Linked DNA regions of Mus musculus: region 2 is linked to region 1. A link is a loop called in an ENCODE intact Hi-C map of the cell type or tissue named here. Cell type or tissue: left cerebral cortex. All regions are shown on one strand. Links, peaks and the distances in the headings refer to the core of each region. The heading gives the core; the rest is flanking DNA.

Region 1 (11,333 bases), core at 1-8,000:
TCCAGAGAAGCAGTTAGGGGTACAGACCAGGCTGGCAGACACAAATTCACAGTAGTATCAAGTTGTCCTACTATGTGTGTACCACAAGTATTCTAGGAGGAAATGGAAACTAGAAGTTGTGCCATTTCTCTGAGATTCACCATACCCTGCTGGACCACACCTTCTTGCTATTGTCTACCCTTTGACTACTTACCTTATTTAAGGAGGTCTATTACCAAAGGGCAAGATAGATATGGGCAATGCCAACTCAAGTGCTGAATGACGGACTATGAACTCTAAGCTCTGACTTGACAGGAAAAGCCATGGTTCTGAGGAAAGTCGACTGAATTCTAATAACTGATTAAGGCAACTGCAAAGGAGGAAGATGGTTATGCACCAAGACGGAGACCTAGGGTACCATGGTGGGAAAGGGTGGTCACAAAGGGATGAGGGTATATAGGCAAACTGAGTGCTTACAGGACACTGAGTTCACCCAGGGGCTACGTCAAGAACTAAGGAGGGTGCTTGTTTCAGGAGCAGATAATCTAAAATTGCAATGACACAGAGGTTAGCACGGTCTTTGTGCAAGGATGGTACAAAAATTTTACAGTGTTCCATATCCTGCATCAGTTCCTACAAAGGTTGTCTAACAGGGGCCAGCTGTGGGGTTTGGAAAGGGTAAGGCCCGTGCCTAGAAAGAAAGAAGGAAGGAAGACCAGAGGAGGTGAAGCCTTCAGGGACCTGACTAACTCAGAAAGGGTAAACAACAGCCACCGGGGGAGGGGTCCTGCTGGATAGAACGAACCTCAAAAAAATGGGAAGAGGAAACCAAACAGCTTGAAGAGCACACATCTCAAACACCTGGTCCTTGGGATCCTACATGTGAGAGAGAAGAAGACTTCAAGAAAAGGCCACTGTAGGGAAGCACCGAAGTTCAGGTACAGGGAAGGAAGGAATGGTCACAAGGAGGCTGATAAGCTGGAGGGACTTACAGAATATGGAGCACCCATCTGAGAGGACACCGTGCAGGAGTGGTGGGCCCTGGGTCACTGGTAAACAAAGAGCAGAGTGACCCCGAGCATAGCATGGTGAGCGTAACGAGAAGACAAGGCGAGTATGTGAGTCTGAGTCATGTTACTATAACAAAATAACGGAGCTCAGTACCTTAAAAAGCAAAGAGGTTCATCTGGCAAATGAGTCTGGTGACTAGAAGTTCAAACAGCAAGGCACCAACTTGGCAAGACACCCTGACTGTGTCATGTTAGAGTGAAAACGTGGACGGGAGAGAAGACATATAAAAAGAGAGCAAGAGAACTTTCCGTGACAGCCCACTCACAGCAATCAACCAGGTCTCAAAGAATGAAAATCCCCTCCCTCAAGACTCGGGAGGCAGAGGCAGGCGGATTTCTGAGTTCGAAGCCAGCCTGGTCTACAGAGTGAGTTCCAGGACAGCCAGGGTTACACAGAGAAACCCTGTCTCGAAAAACAAACAAAAAAAAAAAAAAAAACAAAACAAAACAAAACAAAACAAAAAGAAACAATATCCAGGGTTGGAGAGATGGCTCAACGGTTATGATCTCAGCACACACACAAAAAGCCAAGCCTGGCCTTGCACATGCCTGTAATCCCAGTGTGGGGTGGGTCAATTGACAGGACCTGCAGGTTGTAAACCTAACTGAAAACTGAGAGCTCCAGGTTCTGCAAGAGACCCTGCCTTGGAGGAATAAGGTCTAATGAAAGGACACCTATGATATCCTTTTCCAGCCGCCACACGGGTGTGCACAGGATCATGAACCTACACACATACACACACACACACACACACACACACACACACCAACACTTAACCAACACACAAATATTCACACACACATATATACCAAAAAAGAAAAAGGAAACAAAGAAATACATTAAACCTTTTTAAAGGCCTCAACAGTTCTCACGGGCACCATCTACCAACAGTGACACATCAGGAACCACGTAATTACAAACCTGATGTGTCAGAGCAGGCCCCGATTCTGACGACGTAAGAGTGGCAATGATAGCCAGTTTGAAGCATCTGCTGCAGCCACTGCTGAAAACACTCCACACTCAATCCTCACCACAGCCTCCGAACGCAGACAACCTCACCACTGTTCCAGGACTCCGTACCAACGGAGGGGGCAAACCAACACACAGTGACAGAACTGCAGGTACCCTGGGGGACCAATGGACTTTTTAAATGTTGCCTTATGGATTTGATGCTGTAACTCACAGTGGCAGGAACCAGCCAGACCCACTGCTAATACATGCTCAGCAACTTCAACCAAATAATATTCTGACGGGAAGGAAATCCAAACTACTACCAGTAAACTAGTGACAACTTCACTTTGTACTAATCCTGTAGTAACAACCAAAAGGTATGCTAACTTTGTGATCCCCATTTTAAAAAAAGAAAGGAAGACTTCGGCAGAGAAGGATAACTTGCTCCTATGCCCCACAGGCAAGCATCTAGTGATATCACAACCTTTGACAAGACTGAGAAGTTTTATGTGATACAATGAAGATGTTGGTCTCACAGGCAAGATGGCTTAGGAAGAAGGTGTTTGCAACCAAATGTGATGCTCTGAGTTCAATACCCAGGCCCAACAGGGTGAAAGAAGAGAAATGACCTGTCCTACACTGCCTGCTGACACATATATATAAAGTGAATAAATGTAATTTGAAAAAAAAGTTGTTCAAGGATGCCTATTACAGTATCACAGAAACCAAGAGACACAGAATACTCACATATAGCTTAAGGATTAATTTATGGGGCTGAAGAAATGGCTCTGTGGTTAATGCTTAAGATCAAGTACTGAACCCCAAGTTCAATTCCCAGCACATACATTGGGTGGTTTATAACTGTCTATAACCCCAACTCTAGAGGACCTGCCAACACAATGTGCACTCACAAAGACACAAATATACATATGGCAGATGGTAGTGGCACACACCTTTAGTCCCAGCACCCAAGAGGCAGAGGCAAGCAGATCTCTGTGAATTAGAGGCCAGCTTGGTCTACAGAGCAAGTTCCAAGACAGCCAGGGCTACACAGAGAAACCCTGTGTAGAAAAACAAAACAAGGGAAAAAAAAAACTCAACAACAACAAAACAAAAAACAGAAACAACAACAACAACAAAATCCAAACCAGATTCTCAGAGACAAGGATCCAGTGCAAAAAGCTCTGAATGCAAACCACAGCCTCCACTACTCGAAAGGATCTACTGATAGTGGATAGCAGAGAGTATCACTGAATCTTCAAAGCCACTTAAGAGACCAGATCGCTGCCACCCGCCACGCCACATCTGCTTCTGTCTGTCTCTGTCTCTTTCTCACACACACACGCTTTTACTGTGTGATGTACGCGGGCGTACCTGCATGTGCAGATGTATACAGCTATGCATGCACATGCTCGGTCCTGAGATTGATAGCGGGTGTCTTCCTCTATCACTTTCCACCTTATTTTTTGAGACAGGGTTTCTCATTGAACCTGGAACTTGCCAATTTAGCTAGACCAAGTTGGTCAGGGAGCTCCAGGGAACCCCTTGTTCCCAATCCCCAGGATGGGGGTTACAGGCATATGAGCTCAGGTCACAATGGTTGCACAGCAAGCACTTTCCCAACTAAGCTCTCTCCCCAGCCCCTACTTCAGAGACAAGAAATCTAAGGCAAAAAAAAAAAAAAAAAAGTTAGGGGGCTGGGGAGATGGCTCAGTGGGTAAGAACACTTTTTGTACAAGCCTGAGGACTGAGTTGGATCCCCAGCACAATAAAAAAGAAGGGCATGGCTTTTCACGCACCTGCAACCCGTGATGGGGGCTGGGGGCAGGAAGACTGCTGAGGTCTCTAAGGTTTGCTCCTTACCTAACCAGTCTGGCTGAAAAGGTGAGAGATCTTATCTCAAGGGAACAAGGCAGAACGATAGAGCAGGATACCCAACATCCTCCTCTAGGATGCACAGGTAGTCACCCACACATGCATGCCCCCAACACACACACACATACACATTAGGAACTTGCCCAAGTTTATATAGCTTAGGCAGTCTGGCTCCAGGACTGATGCTTTAAATCCCATTGCTTAGTTTCTAAGACCCTACAAAGAGTGCAACACTTCATTCCAAAACTTGTATTCCCCACACTATAACACCTCTCTGGCCCCCAGCCCACGCCTCTCTCCAGGGCATTGTCCTAATTGTTCCAAAGCCCACACTCGTCCCTAGTTCTGAACATTGTCCTACTTCCCTGTCTCAGGCTTTTTCTTGCCAGTTTAAACATCCCTGGATAAATTTCAAACTCTAAAGACATCTCCAAGAGCCCAACACTAAAGTATGAGTTTACTGCTCCTCCCAACGAGGCTGTGAGTCTAGTATGTCAACACCATGTCTGTTTTGCTCCTTTAAGTATTTGCAATCACTGAAAGCAAACCCTACCAATTAGCTCAAAGTAAGGCACAGTGTACTGTCTCAATAGCTTTGTTGCAGGAATGAAGGACATGCAAGCTTTATGTTTTCTTGTGCACTGACAAGACCCACCACCACCACCTACTACAACTCCATAAATACTGTGACCTATGTATAGTGCTGATTCTACAAACACTGCGGGTGCTGGGACCTGCAATCTACCCCTCCCTCATAGACTTGAGCTTCAGCTGCACAATGGGGAATAATGACCAATTTCAACAGGATTGTAACCTACCAAGCAAAGTTCCTTTTCTAACCCAGCAAAGCTGTAGTTATTACTTGCAACACACCCTGTCTTTCCTGAAGGCTAAGATCTTGCAAGCTTTGTTCAGAGCCTTACTCCCAGTCGTGGTACCCCGGGTTCACACACACTCGTTAATTGTGACTTAAATGAACCTCTCCCTGCTCCGTGCACTTCCCAGGTGTGAAGCCAGGGCCGCTCCAGATGAGTGCGACAGCCCCTTCCCAGTGTCCTAGCGTATGCCTTGGTCAGTGGCCCTCTAGCCACCTAGGCTCGGGACACCAGCTCCCATCCCAAACCCAGCGCCCCCAGGCACCTCTTGCAGAGAGAAGCATCTTCGCAGGTGCCGCGCACTCCCTCGTCGTCCAAGTCACAGCTCGACGAGCAGGAAGAGAACGAGGACTCCCTCGAGCTGGAGGCCATGTGCGTGGGATGTTCTGGGGTGCGGCACCCACCAGGGACATGGAAACGGGGAAACGAGCAGTGGGGGAAAGAGGCAAGAAACAGGCACCGACTAAAGCTGCAAAGATAAGGCGCGATAGGCGGGCGCTGCTCAGTGACGCCGCCCCCGCACCGCCCACCCACCTTTCAGCTGACTGGCTCCCGGGACATGACGTTTGTCGGACCAAGTTCCTCGTCCAGTCAGACCATTGGAGGATTCTTTAGGCTCCGCCCGCACAACCCGGAAGTTTCTAGAGAGCCCGGACATGCTGGTGGCGCCGCAATCCTTTTTGGGAAATGTAGTCTTAGTGGCTTCTTGTCGCTCAGTAACTTACAAACACAGTCAATTCAGGGCTGAAGGGCAGAGAGTCCACCCAAAAGAAGCAAGTTTAATGTATTAACTTTCTGTCTCCATTTAGATCATTCAACACTGTAACAAACTTCTAGTCGGGGAGTCAACACTGTGTCAGGTCCTGTGCTAATCAATGCCTTTGAGATGTTAGGAAGTGACTAGGAACATAGCTCAGAGCGCTCGCCTGGGAGTAGGGTTCTCAGAAAGAAAAGGGGGAAAAAGTTGTGAAAGAGAGAGTTGTGAAGAACAAAATGGAAAACTTTGTAACCATGAGAGTAAATTGGGGATGGGGCTACAAAATTTCTTGAACTCTGTTTCAGAATCAACAGATGTAATCAAAATAGTCTGCGGGACTGAGGAACAAGTGAATAGAAATCAAGGTTTAGGTGACATGAATGGGGAAGGTGGGGGAAGAGAAACCAGTGAAAGGACAGAGGGAGGACAGTTTCTCAAATGAGTAAATATGTTTCATAATTGTGCGTGTGCAGTGTACTTTACAGGTATTCCATAATGGATCACTATAAAACTCTAAATAAAATTGAAGGGTTATTTTCTATTTTGTTTGTTGTTTGGGAGAGAGGAAGGGATAAGCTCTAGCTTTAAGAAGTCTAAATCATACCCATAAAAATTCTGTGGCGATAGGGCAGTGATAAACACTTGCCCACCCTTTCCAGGGTTTTTGGATCTGAGCTCAGAAACACACACACACACACACACACACACACACAGAGAGAGAGAGAGAGAGAGAGAGAGAGAGAGAGAGAGAGGAAGAGAGAGAGAGAATGTTTGGGAAGCGAGAGCAATAGGATCCTTTGAGCCTAGTGTTGGAGGTCAGCCTGGATAATATAGCAAGACTATATTTCAAATTAAAAAAAGAAAAACTAGATGAGTTCTCCTATAATGAAGCCTGGCCTTTAACTCACTGTGTAGCCAAAAATGACCTTGAACTTCTAATTCAATGACCTTGAACTTCTGGTGCCTACACGTCTCCAGTGCTGGGATTGTAGGTATGTGTAACCACATGTAATTTGTACACTATTGAGGCTCAAACCCTGAGTTTAGTGCAATCTAGAAAATATTCTACCAACTGAGCTACATACTGACTCAATTCCTTAAAAAAGAAAACAGCAAATCAACCTATATATGTTCATATATTTTGTTTTATTTATTATTCACTGGAGACACAAGTAACCACTGATACTTCAGGGAGAGATGGCGAAAGGAATAACTGGAGTTCTGAAGTGTCGTTGAAGCTAATCTTGAGGGGTTATGATAAATTACCCTGACAAAAGCAACTTAAAGGGCAATATACTTTATTTTGGCTTGCAGTTTATTTTAGTTATTTTTCTATTGTTGTGAAAAGATACCATAACCAAGGCAGCTTATATAAGAAATCATTTAATCAGGGGCTTGCTTACATTTTCAGAGGGCCACTTCATGACTATCATAATGGTGAACAGGGCAGCATGTAAGCAGGCTTGGATAATATAGCCTGAGAGTTGGGGGTGGATGGAGGAGAAGGGATGGAGGGAAAGAGAGTGAATGACAGAGAAGGGGGAGGGAGAGAGGGAGGGAAGAGGAAGAGGAAGAGGAGGGAGAGGAAGTGATAGAGAGAGGGGGGGGGGTTTAAAACCCAAAGCCCACCCCCAGTGACACAGTGTCTTCAACAAGGCCACACCTCTTAATCCTTCCCAGAACTGTTCTATCAATTATAGGCCGAGCATTCAAATACATGAGCCTATGGGGTTTCTTTTGTTAAAACCACCACATAGTTCCAGGGGGATAAATGTCAGGGAAGACATGAAAGTAGGTAAGGAAGACATGTTGGTAGGACCAGGAGACTTACTGGTCACACTGAATCCATGATTAGTAAGCAGGGAGCAGTGGGTGCATGCAGTGCCTCAGCTCCTTTTTTCCACTTATACACCCCAGGATCCTAGCCAGAGAATAGTGCCACCCATAGTGCATGGGTATTCCTCCTTCAAATAATATTATCAGGAGAATGATCTATAGGCATCCTCAGGAGCCCATCTCCCAAGAAACTCTAGATTCTGCCAAGCTGGCATTTAACGCTAACCATCACAGGGAAATAACACATCTTTCCCTGAAGTAGTCCTCTGCAAAGCAACTCACAGGCTTAGCATCTTCATGTGGCACTCATTCTACACCCCCTGCGGGTGTCCATAGGTAACAAATATGTCAACAACAGGTTGTATGGGATGTCATCCCATAATGATCTGCCTCTCTGAATGACCCTTCAGTCACAATTAGCTTTATCTTGGAAGGGTCAGGCTACTCAGGGTACCTGAACAACTCGGACTGCCTTGAATAAGACCCTCCAACAAAAAGCTCTAGACTTTCTCCAAAATAAAATCGACAGGTACTCCTGTTGCTATCATCAGAGATCCCTTCAGTGACTTAGTGGTAACCATTCATGTTTTCTGGAGCTTCCAGGTGACCCAACATGATTATAAGTTGTCTATGGGATTCTAATGCAACGAATCACTTCTTTGGCCATGCACCCCTGCCATTAGAGTGGTATGCAGTCCCAAGTTTTATTTGGAATGCCAACTCTAACTGTATGAAAGTTCATCAAGTTTTAAACTTTGGGTCTGATTAATCTTTGTGCATGATGCTTTCATTTGCACATTTAAAAAAATATTAATAAAATTATAAACAAGGCACAAAAGTCAGCAAAACTGGCCAAAATCTGGGCAGCCACACGAGCATACATTTGGTGAGGTTTTTTTTTTTTCTTCTAAAGAACATTTAATTGGGGCTGGCTTGCAAGTGCAGAGATTCAGTCCAGTATCATCAAGGCAAGAACATGGCAGCATCTATGCATGTATGGTAAGAAAGGTCTGAGAGAACTACCTCTTCATCTTATGGCTGCTAATGGAAGACTAAATTTCAGGCAGCTAGGGGGATGGTCTTATAGCCCACACACGGAGTGACACACCTACTCCAAAAGGGCCACACTTTCTAATAGTGCCACTCACTGGACTGAGCATATACAAACCATAACATTCCATTCCCTGGCCCCCATAGGCTTGTTCAAACATATGAATCTATGGGGGCCATACCTAAACATAGCATAATGCAAAATACATTTTGTCCAACTTTCAAAGTCCCCATAGTCTATAGTAGTTTCAACAACATTAAAAGTCCAAAGTTCTAAGTCTCTTCTGAGATTCAACCAATAAATTAACAGTAATTCCCAAAGCAAGATAGGGAACCAGCTGGGCAAACTCCATACTCTGCATCTCCGTGGCTGATGTCAAAGCAGTGTTCAGATCTCTAACTCCTTTTTCACCTGTGTTGCCTGCTTTCTCCTGGGCTGGTTCCACTCCTTGTTTGCAGCAAGGAGTGTTGTTGCTTTCCTCAACAGATATCCCCCTGCTCCGGCATCTTTAATATCTTGGGGGCTCCAAGTCAACTTCATAGTTCTTGTTCCAATGTCTGGGATCCATACATGATCTTCTGGGCTCCTCCAAAGGGCTGCCATCACTTTTCCAGCTCTGCCCTAAACACAGTTTGACCCACTCTACTGCTGCTGCTGTTCTTGGTGATCATCCCATGGTACTGGCTTCTACAATATTGGGGTCTTCCACTACAACTAGTCTTCACCAATAACCTCTCATAGGCTCTCTTCATGGTGCCAAGCCTCAACTCCTTTGCATGACCCCTTCAATCCAGGGCCATAAGCTGCAACTGAAGCTGCACTTTCACCAATGGCCTTCCATAGCCTCTCACAGTGCCGAGCCTCAGCTGTTCTTCATAACCCCTTCATGCTTTCGAAACCAGTGCCACCTGAGTGATTCTTACACATTACCAAGTCCAGCTGCAGCATAAGGTACAACCTTGGTTGGCTATCTCTGGAATACAGCTCCTTTGTGCTCTCAGAAAACACTACCCAGAAGATTTCACCTCAGTGATGTTGGTCTCTTCTTTGTCACCACTAATTTCTTAGCTTCAGCTAACCAGCATCAATTGTTCCAGTAGTCTCCTCCTCTGGACAATCAAGTAAGAGACTCAGGACTGAAGCTGCTGAGTTCTCCTGCTTGCAGGAGCTGGAACATGGCCTCCTCATTCTACTACAATCACTGCACTTGGTGGTTCTTAAATGGCAAGTTTGTTGCTCACAGTTTTAGAGCCTGGGAAGTTCCTGCTCCTGTTTGGTGTCTGATGAGCTAAGTTCTTGCTGCTCAGGCTGTGCTCAATCAGAGACACATTCTCTTCATTTGCAAGTGGAGTGTCCTACTTGAACAATCAAATGATTGTTCTTTTCTTCCTTTTACGTTAGTTTCTATATCCAGATACTGGACATTTTCTACTTGAAAAACATCAGAATGTGTTTGAGTCTTGTCTTTTTTTTTATGTAGCTGAATTTTGATCTGTTCTACTTTGTTTTGTGAATTTTTTTTTTTTGAGAAAGGGTCTCATATAGTTCAGGCTGCTTTCTAATTCTGTATATAGCCAAGAGTAACTCTGAATTCACAACCCTTCTCTTTCTACCTTCCAATTGTTGGATCTGTATTACTATAGCCAATTTGTACAGTGCTGAGGATTGAGCCCAGAGCCCCAGGGATACTTGGCAAGCACTCTACCAACTGAGCTGCTTCTTGAATTTTCCCTGAAAAGAATTGGGAATAGGGAAGGTAGTTGTTTGCCTGTGTTGGTTTTTTAAATTAACCCCTGCCCGTCTCTTAAAAACTGAAGCAGGGACATCTTACACTGCTTTTTAGGTTCAGGAGTTTTCACTGATGTTGCTCTTTCTCCTTAAGCAGGTCTTTCTAACATGTGGCTGAGACTCAGTGGTTTGACACGTTAGACACACTATGTTGACACATAGTTCTGTGACAACATGTAGCATTTTAGGGTTAGCCACAGGCTTACCCTGCTCTGTTGTTCCCCAAGGTGTTCCATCTTTTCCAGGAAGTTCATCTGTGGATTCGAGGAATCTTTTCTCATCCTATGCTATAAGTGTTCTTGTTTTCTTTGGTGTATGCATTGAATTCCTTTGGAAACTCTGAACTTCCCTTAGGCTTTTCAGATTTCCCTTCTTCTTCCACGGAATCACTTTGGTCTACTGCACAAGCCTGTACTTTCAAAGGTCTACATCTAAGACTTTGTTTCTTTTGAATGGAAACAGAGACACATTCTTCCTATGTCAAACTCTATGTTACTTTCTATAGGGAATAATTTACTTAAATCTTTAACTGCATCTTCAAGTTCTTCAATTTTGGGGCTTGACTCTTCTTTTTGTTTGTAGGTAGGCCAGTTTTAAAAAATTAAGTGTGTGTGTGTGTGTGTGTGTATGTATGTGGTGGGTGTGGATGTGTGTGATGAGAGTAGGTTAGAGAATAACTTGCTGCAGTCAGGTCTCTGCTTCTACCATGCGAGTCCCAGGGATGGAAGTCAGTTTGTGAAGTTTGGCAGCTAGAACCCATCTTGCGCTCTAGACTGGTGTTTAGCATGGTCTGAGGTTTAGAGATTGGTGACTTTAATTCCTGAGCCACTTGGCTGAAACATGATTTCTAACTCTTCTGTCTTTGGTTCAGTGTCACTGAGGTTTTCTGGATGCCAGTGGTTGACAATTGAACTTGATGGTTGACAGTTCCCTGGCTTCTGTCCTGTTTAAGTTCTTTATGGTGGTAGACGCCACTTTCCACCTACTAGCTCTTCCTTCTACCCGGCAAGTCTGAGCAACACTCCATAAGGATCAGCTCCACACTCACGTCTTAAAACTTTGACTTGTCCATGTTGTGACCGAATTGACATTAAAATCCACGCCATCCACTTGGTAAGCTAGCGCATGACTGGTACAGGAACTGAATGAA
Region 2 (11,333 bases), core at 2,291-10,290, 170 kb after region 1:
CAGGGGATGCTGAGGCAGGCTGTTCAAAGCCAGCCTGGGTTCCATAATGACAGAAAGGAAAGACTGCAAACACTAAGGACACTGATTTGAACAGGGAAGTCGAACTCATTTCAATAAATACACAGGGAGGGGGGTGTTGCCATCTTAGGACTGGTTTCCTAAGTGTCTAATAACTCTGGAAATAGTCTACCTAACATAAATTCCTGCATCCAAGGGTAGCTCACAATCAGAATATTGACTGCAAAAGCTCTCTGGAATCTTTCAAAGTGAGCCCCCCTGCCCCCCAGGCAAGAGGTCTGAGAACCACTGTATCATGCTGCATCTCTGTCCTGTGAACTCTCTGAAACACATCCTGCCTAAACCCAGAGCCGCCGCGGGGTTTAAGTGTGAAAGGTGGCAGGACTCAGTCAGTGAAGTGCTTGCCCTGTGAGTACCAGAAAGAACCCAAGTGCAATCCCCAGCACCCACAGAAAAGCCAGATGCAGCAGTGTGTGCCTGTAATCCCAGGGCTAAAGGGTGGGACAGAGACAAATTGGCAAACTTCAGGTTTAGTGAGAGACCCTGTCTCAAAATGTAAGGTGGCAAGGAATCCAGGAAGACACCTAACACGGACCTCAGGGCTTCACATGCCCACACACACACACACACACACACACACACACCAACAGTGTCTTCTGATAAGGGCCGACCTTGGGATGCCTGTAAGGGCAGCAGGCACTGCATTAGTGCAAGCGTTTGTATCTCCATTAACCAGAAAGGGCACTGCAAAGGAGGCTGTTAAAGCACACGACCCCTTTACCTTAATCAGTAAGCACTCCAACCTCAGGGGTTGAGGTTAAAGCTCAACACTGGCAGGGCTTGAGGTCTGAAGTGGAATGTGACCACACTGGAAGTGTTATCAGAGTGGAACAGGATCAAGGGACGCTGAGCGCTGCGCTTTGTATCTGAATCTGTGGAAAACTTTATCCTCCGGGTCAGAGGTTCAAGGCATCTGGAGGTGAGACCTGGGGAAAAGTGCTTAGGATTGAGGATGTCGGTTCTGGATCCGTGGTTATCTCTTGAGTGCGTGTATTATAAAAGCACCCCTCCCCCCTCCACTGCCCTTCCCCCTTCCCCCCCAAATTTCATTTTCATGGGAGTGATCTAGAAACAAGAGCTACAACTAAGGAAGTATGGAGGAGGGGGTGCAGGGGGGAAACTATGCGTGACGATGCACAGGGAAACTGACCCGACATAAGGAACTCCATTCAGTAACCTGTGATCCATGGAGCTGAGACTGGGCTGTCCCAGGTATAACTGCTGTGTGTCATGTTGATGAGCTAAGGGTTCAACAGGGAATTCCTTGCTTCCCACCTCTAACTCCCAATGCCGCACAGAGATGCTGGACCAGACCACTGGGGGGACTGTAGCCAGTAGGAAAGAGGTCTCACACTGTGCCCATGACTTGGGGCCAGCCACAAGATGGCTTAACCTTTTGAGTGCTTGCCACTCTCACCATGTGGTACTCTGGGCTTCCTTAAGAATCTAGTGTTCCTTGGGGCTGGAGTGACAGCTCAGTGATTAAGAGTACTGACTGGTGGCATCCCAGCACTTGGGAGGCAGAGGCAGTTGGATTTCTGAGTTCCAGGCCAGCCTGGTCTACAGAGTGAGTTCCCGGACAGCCAGGGCTACACAGAGAAACCCTGTCTCAAAAAAAAAAAAAACAAAAAACAAAACAAAACAAAAAACAAAGAAACAAACAAACAAAAAAGAAAACTGACTTCAAGAGGTCCTGAGTTCAATTCCCAGCAACCACGTGGTAGCTCACAACCATCTGTAATGGATCTGATGCCCTCTTCTGGTGTGTCTGAAGAGAGCAACAGTGTACTCACATAAATAAATATATCTTAAAAAAAAATGAAAAAGAATCTTAGAGTTTCATCCAGCAAGTTTTTTTGCTAGATGTAATCCTTCCCGTTGGACTCCCAGCCTCTGGAACTATGGGGAGATAAAACTATATGCTTTATACATTACCCAGGCTCTCAGATTCAGTTACGGCAACAGAAAACAAACTAAGATATCAGCACAACAAAACTCGCACTATCACAAGTCTGGAGCGCAGGGTGTTTTTGCTGAATGCTTGGTATGGGGTTGAGTCGGCATGGGGCCAGCTGCATGACCCTCATAGCTGGGGTCTGTGGCCAGTGTTCAATTAAACCTTGTAGTTAGGATGTCACCTGCTGTCAATCTATGCCTAAACCCATCCATTAAGTCAGAGCCTTGGAATGTCATCTTCCGTTAGTGGCTAGACCTAGAGCTGGGGACCAGGTCTTCAACACACAAGCCACTTCACATCCACACTGGAATAGCCTCGTGTTACTGCAGCACCGGGTTTGGCCCTAGCATGCCCACCCAAAGCTCACGGAGGGAATGGCCTATGGTGAGTACAGGGCATAGTTTTAAATGAAGCTTCTGCCATCTTTCTCTAGAAGGACAGAGTGACTCCATCCTCGGCCTAGGAAGGATGGACACAATATCCTAGGATGTCATTGTCCCTCCACTTTGATTCTGGCTCCTGTGATTCAGCTGGTGTGTGACCTGGATAGGTTGTTTTTGCCTCCTCAACCTTGATGCACATCTGTAAGAGATGCACATCTGTAAGAAAAAGGAGGCAGGAAGACATATGGGGCTGAAGGTGCAAGAGAACACAAGCCAAGTGCCGAGCTTTGCTCTGTGAGAAACAAAGATGCTTTCTGCTTAACCGTTTTCAGGACAGCTGGTGTTGCTGGCTCATAACCAGGCTCCACTCCTGAACTTCTCAGGTACATTCACTGACAGTTCAAAACACCTAGCTCCAGCACTATCACCACATCCCATAGGAAGCTGTGTTAAGGTCGAGAAGGCAGATATGGGACCCTCAACGGTGCTTTGGGAAGCATCACTTGCCTGTGTGGCGCCTGTTGACACCACAGCCACACACAGTCTGTGCCTTTTCTACCCTTGGCTGGAAGAAGAATTGGCTTGTTGCAAATACTCATAGGTCACGAGTTATACCATGTCCCCTCTGCTGCTGGTTTTGTGTGTTTGGTTTGAGACACAGTCTCGTTAAGCTGCCCAGGTAGAACTTGCAGTGCTGCCTAAGCTGGCTTTGAATGTGTCCCCCTCCTGGCTTTAGCCTCCTGATGAAAAGTGCCCAGTAACATACCAGGGCCAGCGCCCTCTGAATGCTGCAGTGCTCGCTACTATAACAACCTTCATCTCATAACAAGCAGTGAGAAGTGTGCCCTCTCCTTGGCTCTCCCTTTGCTGACAGTGGAAGGCGGGGCCAGCTTGGCTTCCTTCTGTTTCTACAAACTACTGCTTCCTGAAAATGCCAAGCAGAGGTCAGTCACCAGCCTTTGGCTAACCCTGCCTCGACTACCTCAAGGAGGTGCCCACTCCCCAAATCATTACTGAAATCCTTTACTGTGTGATAACTTCTTTGCTGGAATGTGTCTCAAATGGCACCCTGCTCTCTGCAGGAGGACCTGGACAGGGCCACGTGGGTGAGGTTACTTTCCCACAGGCTCGCTCCATCTCATTAATTGTACACAAAAGTGTACAGGTCTACTTTTGAACAGCATAAAAAGTTAATACGTATCTAAGGGGAAAGAGCCTCTGAGTTTAGCAGTTTTCTCTTTCAAAAAAAAAAAAAAAGTTTTCGAAGAAACAAGCAAAACATTGTTTTGCCCACGGATGACCGGGCATTGCATGGGGGGGGTGGGTGTCTTTATTAGTTAGCACAGGCAATCGAGCGCCTCAGTTCAAAGTAGTTGGAAGCAGATAGGTTGGCTCACGTGGCTCTGGATCCACACCTTAGGGTCTGACCTACTCCAGCCACTCAGTGTGGCGTCTCAGATAGACTTCGTCTTGTCTTTACTCTCTAACAAACATTTTTTCCATTAGGATCTTGAAAAACTCAGCTGATGTCCTCAAGGGTTCAAGGTTAGGGGGAAACAGATTCTTTAACAGATTTGACAAGCCTTGACTTCCTCGGCTAGTCTCTCTTTGGTTCCCATTTGGTCACGTGCTCAACTAGGGAGGGACAGAGTGAGTTTGTCCATGCATCCACTTGTTTCTGGAAGGAAACTGGTTTGGAGTTTCTAGAAAGGAGCAGATGTGCTGGACAGACAAGTCCACAGACCCACCACCTCTTGTAGCTGTCTTGGATAAGGATTAACTGGGAAGCGCATGGTCTGATGTGACTCGGACCTGCTCCCTGTGTGTCTCCATGCAATCCCTAGCATCTTGGATCCTATCTGAGGCAGGGATGCAATTTATCCTTTTCAACTTACCTTGACCCCTTTCCAATTACACAACCCTGCCCTGAGACCAAATTGCACCTAGTAGCCCTGCAGGTGTGCCACAGTCTCACTGTTCGTGAGAGCTTTCCCCAGTGGAATGTACTCACGCTTGGTGTGGACCTTGGGAACCAAGGCTGTACAGCACCCCAGTGACTGCCTCTCCCCTGGATGTGACAGGAGAGTGACAGTGTAATACGTTGGTCCCAGTAGATGAAGCAAACCCATGTGAATCCCCAAGGAGAGCGAGTAAGGCACCCCTGGATCACTTACAGTGGCAATCAGAGACAGACTGCAGCAGCCCAGTTCTGTGTGCTTGACCTCCTTCTCTTGAAGGCTTCAATGCCGCCCCAAGCTTGTAGTTCTCTGGCCTATCGTGGCAGCATCCTCTGATCTCATCCCAAACCTTGCAAATCAAGCTCTATATTTGAACAAAACCCCTGAGGGCAGTGGTTCTCAACCTCCCTAATGCTGTGATCTTTTTAATACGGTTCCTCATGTTGTGGTGACCCCAACCATAAGATGATTTGTTTGTTCGTTTATTTTATGTATGTGAGTATACTTTGCTCTCTTCAGACACACCAGACGAGGGCATCAGATCCATTACAGATGATTGTGAGCCACCATGTGGTTGTTGGGAATTGAGCTCAGGACCTCTGGAAGAGCAGTCAGTGTTCTTAACCACTGAGCCATCTCTCCAGCCCCATAACATTATTATTTTTTTTTTTTTGCTACTTCATAACTAAAATTTTGCTACTGTTATGAGTCATGTTTTTGGATAAATCTGTTTTTCAGTGGTCTCAGATGACCCCTGGAAAGAGTCGTTTAACCCCCTTGCAAAGGGGTCATGACCCACAGGTTGAGAACAGCTGCTCTAGTTTTGTCCATGGACATTAAAGTTTGAGAAGAGATGTTTGCAGATGCTCACGGCGGGTGGTCACATTGGCAGTGAGGAGATGACCAGAGATGTGAGGCCTCTGTGCTCTCCAGGCAGGAGATTTATAAGAGAGTCATCAGTGAAGTAACTGGCTGGTATAAATTTGGGGTTTTAAATTTGAAGTAGGATTACGTGGGAAAGCCAGCTGAGCCCTCTTCTAACCGAGGTTGGTAAAGTGGGTTTTTTATGGGTTTTGTTTTGGTTTAGTTTGTTTCTGTGCGCCCCCCTGTGGCTGCCTTCTCCACTTACACGTAAGGCGATTCCCAGCGATTCTTTAGTCATGGGCGAGCACAACTCGCACCGTGATCCATCCGCACTCAGGCGAGCACAACTCGCACCGTGATCCATCCGCACTCACAAGCACACACATGCACACATATCAAGCAGTTGATACCTAGTTTCAAGGTAAAACCAATAAAAATGAAAAACAAGACCAGCAAGATGTCTCAGTAAAGGCTCCTGCCACCAAGCCTGGTGACCTGAGTTTGATCCTTCACCTTACATAGGAGACTGATTTCCTCAAGCTGTCCCAACTCACAGACACAATCAATCAATCGATAAATAGAAAATAAATATAGATCATAAATTAAATAGGTTAATTAATTAAAGGGCCAAATGAAATAATAGATAAATGATGTTATGGAAGCTGACAACCATACACACTGAAAAATACAAGCCTGGAGGACCCATGTACCTACAAAACACAAAATAACAGCCATTGTCCTGTCTAGGTCTGGGAATAGGGAAAGCTTGAAACTTTAGGGGAAAACCTTAATTCTTAATTCTTTGTGGGGTGGGGTTATTCTTTTAATTTGGCAATGATTATACAATGCCTTTTTCCCCCCTACCTGCTTTTTGGAGTATCAATAAAAGACTGGAACAAGAAAAAGGTGGGAGAGCATGAGGAGAGCGAGTGAGGTGTGCATGAGGTTGAATGGAGAGTGGGTGGAGAGAGTGTGACTGAGAGTGTGAGAAGTGTGTGTATGCCTGTGAGTAAAGGAGAGTGCATGCAGTGTGTGTGAGGTATGTTTGGAGTGTGTGTGTGTGTGTGTGTGTGTGTGTGTGTGTGTGTGTATGTGAGAGAGAGAGAGAGAAATGCACAGAGGTGTGTAGGAGTTCAAGAAAAGAAAGGCTCACAGGAGAAAAGCAAGTGCGCAGGAGAATGCAGAGTGTGTGCAGCCTCAAGCTGCGAGCGAGCGAGTGAGAAAGAGACCAAAAGAGAGAGAGAAAGAGAGAGAGAGAGAGAGAGAGAGAGAGAGAGAGAGAGAGAGAGAGAGAAACTTTAAGCCTTGAAAACTTGCCTGTCAGTTTGTACCTGAAAAGTAGACTGTGTCTGTGTATCATGTACCTTCCAGCTATCCCTGATCCCAGTTGAGAATTCCAATCCTGTGTCGAAGACAGGTATGTGTATCTAAGTGTATATGTGTGTGTTCATGTGCCCATGTGCACTGTGTGACACAGTTTTGGCCTTCTGCCAACTCTGTGTAGCTAGCATCTCTTTGTGGGCTATGACAATAACAGTTCACTCAGGTTATTATTTCTCAGGGACTTGAAGATCACTCTTGTCAAAGCCACTGACCTTTGACTTGGGCCTTCTGATGGTGACATTTTTTAACTTCCCAGGTCCCAAAATTCTATCCTTGGGATAGGCTGACACTGCTAGTTCCTAAACAGAAATTCTGTGAAGCTCTGTGGTGGGCCCTGCATTCAGAAGGCATGGGCAGCTTTGCCTGGAAACCTTCAGGCACCAGCTTCTGTCTCCTATATACACTGAGGGCTTATTCTGGGGAGATGCACTGGAGAGTGGGGGCTCCTGCTTCCACACTTGGCCTATTGGCCAACAAATGCTTGCAAAACCTGTTTGAGCTACTGGAATACTGCATAGTAGGCAAAATTAGCTGGCTCAAGTGACATTATTACTGGGGGAGGGGCATTGTCTTCCTCTTTGTAAGGACCACTGGTTACACTAGGGGCAATGAAGCAAACACAGCCATGTTTCTACCTGAGAACAGAACTTTATTTATTTCATTTATTGATTAAAGAACTTTTATGTTATGTGTCAAACATGTGCAGGCATGCATGTTGGGTCATGTGAGGTGCCCTCCCGTACAGGGCAGAGTTTCTCTATTTCTTCTTCTTTTTTATAATTTACATTTAATTTTATATGCATTGATGTTTTGCCTGCATGTGTGTCTGTGTGAGCGTGTCGGATCCCCTGGCACTGGAGTTACAGAGAAGTGTGAGCTGTCATCTGGGTGCTGGGAATTGAACCTGTCTCCTCCAGAAAAGCAGCCAAGGCAGTGCTCTTAACCACTGAGCCATCTTTCCAGCCCTGAGGGTTTCTCACCCAACCTGGAATTTGATGTTTTCAGCCAGGCTGGTGGTCACTGAGTCCAGTGAGCCTCCTGTCTCCACGCCCTGTAGCCCTGGGGTTACAGTTGCATGTGGCCATGCCTGGCTGTGTTTACACGGGGGCTGGGGGTTTGAACTCAGATCCTCATGTTTGCACTGCAAGCTCTGGTTCTCCCTTTGCCATGTCCCCCTCCTCAGACAGAACTTTTTTACAAGAAAAACAAAGCCTGTGAACAAGGATGCCTTAGTTAGGGTTCTCCTGCTGTGAGCAGACACCACGACCAAAGCAACTCTTATAAGGACAGCATGTAATTGGGCATATTCAAACCACCGCAAAGGTTGAGTCGTGGTTCGGTGATAGAGAACAGCATGTACAAGGAAGGCCCTGAGCACCATCGCATACATCACAATGTGGTGCCTCCATTGCTGTTGTGGGTGCTGGGATGTGGGGAGAAGGATATGTCCACACTTCTCTTGGACAGTTGATACTTCACAGAAACCCTGTCCTTGACAGCCCCAGAGGGGAAGCCCTGCAATGCCAACACAGTGAACACAGCATATTCTAGACGGTCAGAGAGGTTACTACCAGGGCATAAAAAAGAACGAGGTTTTCATCCACACTGCATCCTGGAAGAACTTCAAAACTATACAGGCAGACCCAGCAGCCTACAGATTGACCAACTCCAGTTATAGAAAGATCCAGAACAGACAGGTGGAGTGAGTCACTCCTGACAGCACTCAGGAGGCAGAGGCAGGAAAACCAAGAATTACAACCCAGGGCTAGAGAGATGGCTCAGTGGTTAAGAGCACTGACTGCTCTTCCAGAGGTCCTGAGTTCAATTCCCAGCAACCACATAGTGGTTAGCAACCATCTGTAATGTGATCTGATGCCTTATTCTGGTGTGTCTGAAGAGAGCAATGGTGGTGTACTCACATACATTAAATCAATCAATCAATCAATCTTTAACTGAGCAGTGGTGGCACACACCTTTAATCCCAGCACTTGGGAGGCAGAGGCAGGTGGATTTCTGAGTTTGAGGCCAGCCTGGTTTACAGAGTGAGTTCCAGGACAGCCAGGACTACACAGAGAAACCCTGTCTCGAAAAAACAAAAAACAAAAAAAATCCAAAAAAACCCCAAAAAGAATTAGAACCCAGCCCAGGATACATAGTGACACGTTGTCTGTTGGGGTGGCTCAATGCTAGAGCACTTCCTAGGCTGCATGCTCAGGACCTGGTGAGGTAGGGTTCTACTCCAGCCCAAGACCCAGTCAACTGGTTGCCCAGAGCGGGGAAGGGCAGTTTGTGGAGCAAATGGGGGAGATCTAGCAAACAGTGGTGAGCCAGGTGTGAGCTTGTCAGTGGGGCCCGCTGGACACTGAGCACGCTCGATGCTTTGGTTTTACAGAGCCGGCAGTCTACTAGGAACCTGGCACCCCTAGCACCCCTGAGCACAACCAGCCGCCTCTGACCCAGGAGTCAATTATGGAGTGGGAACTCTGTCAATGGAATGGTTAGGCTCTTTCTAATAAAAAGCTTCTTGGAGAAGGGCACTAGCTTTGTTTGTTTGTTTGTTTGTTTGTTTGTTTGTTTTTGAAACAGGGTTTCTCTGTGCAGCCTTGGTGGTCCTGGAACTCATTCTGTAGATCAGGTTGGCCTCAAAGTCACAGAGACCCAACTGTCTCTGCCTCCCAAGTGATGGGGTTAAAGGCGTGCAGCACCACTGCCCTGCTGGGCTGCTGCTTCTTCTTTTTCCTTCTCTTTTTCCTTCCCTTCCCCTCCCCATCCCTTTCCCTCCCCCCTCTCTCTCTCCTTCCTTCTCCTCCTTCCCCTTCTCTTCAATCTTTTTGTAAGCTTGTATTTATTTTTTTGTTCTCTCTCTCTCTCTCTCTCTCTCTCTCTCTCTCTCTCTCTCTCTCTCTGTATGGGGTGGGGTGGGGGCGTGCCTTCGTGTTTGACTTTGAGGAACCTGCTCATGTGTTTGTAGAGGCTGGCAAGTGTAAAATGTGCCGGTGGACTATGGGCTGACTGGAGATTCTGAAAAAGCTGTTAGCCATTCCTTCCCTGGCTATCTACTACCGAGGTCCCCAGCGCTGAGGTAGCTCGCTGTTTTGTTCGGTGAATCTCTGATTTTGTGTGACCCCCCACCTACATTATGGAGCAGAGCCTTCAGTTTGTTCATCAGACCCAATCAGAGCCTCATAGAAACATGCAGAACAATAGTAATTATATACTTGCAATGCCATCGTTCAATCGACCTGAAATATAAAATTAGCCTTGGAAGAGTCTATCTCATTGATGTTGAAACTCCTCTTCCTTAGCAGGAAGCTTCTTGTTTCCACCTCCTCCCCGTGACTTCCGCCTTTCAGAACTCCCCTTTGGCTATCCCCACCTGAGGTCCCTCTACTCCTCTTGGTGTGTATTCCGAATGGTCTAGCTGCTTTTTTCAAGGGCACACATGCGCAGTGGTGCAGTTCCTGGCCCCCATCTCATTCCCCACCTCCTTCTCCCATTGGCTTCCAACCTAGCTTCCTTATGCAACTCCACCCCTGAGCTCCAGACAGAAGCAAGGCTTCCTGTCCTCGTGTGATGCCCCGCAGCCACCCAACTGTTCTAGACCGCCCTCTCCTTGCTTGCCTGCCGCCTCAGTCTTCTTTCTGTTGCTGACACAAAATATCTGAAGCTGTATAACTTATAAAAAATAATAGAGTTATTTAGCTCACGGTTTTGGAGGCTGGGAATTCCAGAAACATGGCGCCGGCTTGTATTTGACATCTGGCAAGGGTCTTCTTGCTGGGTCTTAACGCGGAGTCAGAGTAAGCTTTCAGGAGAGAGGTTACATTTATCGCACAGTCACATTCCATACCCAATAATCCATTAAGGCATGGATGGGTTGATTTTTTTTTTCATTTTTCCAAAGGCTCTAAGTACCATTAACGTATGAGAGTGAGCATCAAGTTTCTAGCATGTAATGAATGGGAGGACAGAGCCAGGCCGTCCCAGGAGATGTCCATCTTTTTATACCCAGGGCATTAATGGTAGTCTCTACCCAGAGAAGTAATGCATTCCTGTAACCCCAGCACCCAAGAAGCTGAAGCCAGAGGACTGTGTGTCTGAAGTTAGCCTGGGCTACACAGTAAGAACCTATCTCAAAAGTACAAAAAGGGGGTTGGGGGCGTCCCTAACTATATCCCCTTCATCTCCTGTCTCCTCTTTCTGGGGTGTGGGGTTCTCTCTGGAATGTGTAGGTTACCTTGTGTGTAGAGCTTGCTGGCCATAGCTCCTCCCAGTCTCTCGCACAGGTAGCTGTGTTGGCACCACACCAGGAAACCTGAAGCCAAGTAGAGAAGTCCTGAGTGCATGAACAGGGTGCGGTCAGAGGGCCGCTATAGAAGCAGATCACACAAGACCTCCGGGGCACGGTAAGATCTGGCCGTTTCTCGAGGGCTTGATAGCTGGAAGTCCCACTGAGTCATTCTCATTGCATTTGGAGCTTATAGATGGAAACTGGCCTTGGCAAGACTGCACCAGATTTATCCAGACAGCAGAGCACTGAGGGTGCAGACAGCTGTGAGTTGTGCATGCTGGACTGTCGCGTACGCTGCCGGGTGCCTGGTGCTGGGTGCCAGGTTCGTGGTACATACTCCTGCTGCCCCGGCCCGGTGCATGCTAAGTTTAACAGCAGTCACATTCTCTTGGTTGGTAAGGAGTAGAGCTCATGGCTCT

The links. A loop is a pair of places that touch in the nucleus more often than their neighbours do. Peaks named below come from ENCODE experiments on the same cell type or tissue, not always from the same donor. Only the 100,000 strongest peaks of a DNase experiment are listed, where the experiment ranks them.
Region 2: it touches region 1 in a loop (2.7-fold over the local background); 4 of 42 quality-filtered maps call a loop at or near these places.

What each region holds. Positions count from the first base shown.
Region 1 is chr7:123,371,939-123,383,271 of GRCm38, reverse strand. Lcmt1 (leucine carboxyl methyltransferase 1) reads right to left here and starts at 5,290. Exons shown (of 11, transcript NM_025304.3): 1 at 5,017-5,290. The coding sequence starts at 5,123. In left cerebral cortex, for the core only: a CTCF peak has its summit at 4,894; a DNase peak (open chromatin) is centred at 5,332; H3K4me3 peaks cover 1,276 bases; H3K27ac peaks cover 589 bases.
Region 2 is chr7:123,199,634-123,210,966 of GRCm38, reverse strand. No RefSeq gene overlaps it. Among named protein-coding and RNA genes, the nearest start is that of Slc5a11, 9.6 kb to the left of the region's middle. In left cerebral cortex, for the core only: a CTCF peak has its summit at 5,491 (motif pointing left); a DNase peak (open chromatin) is centred at 5,476.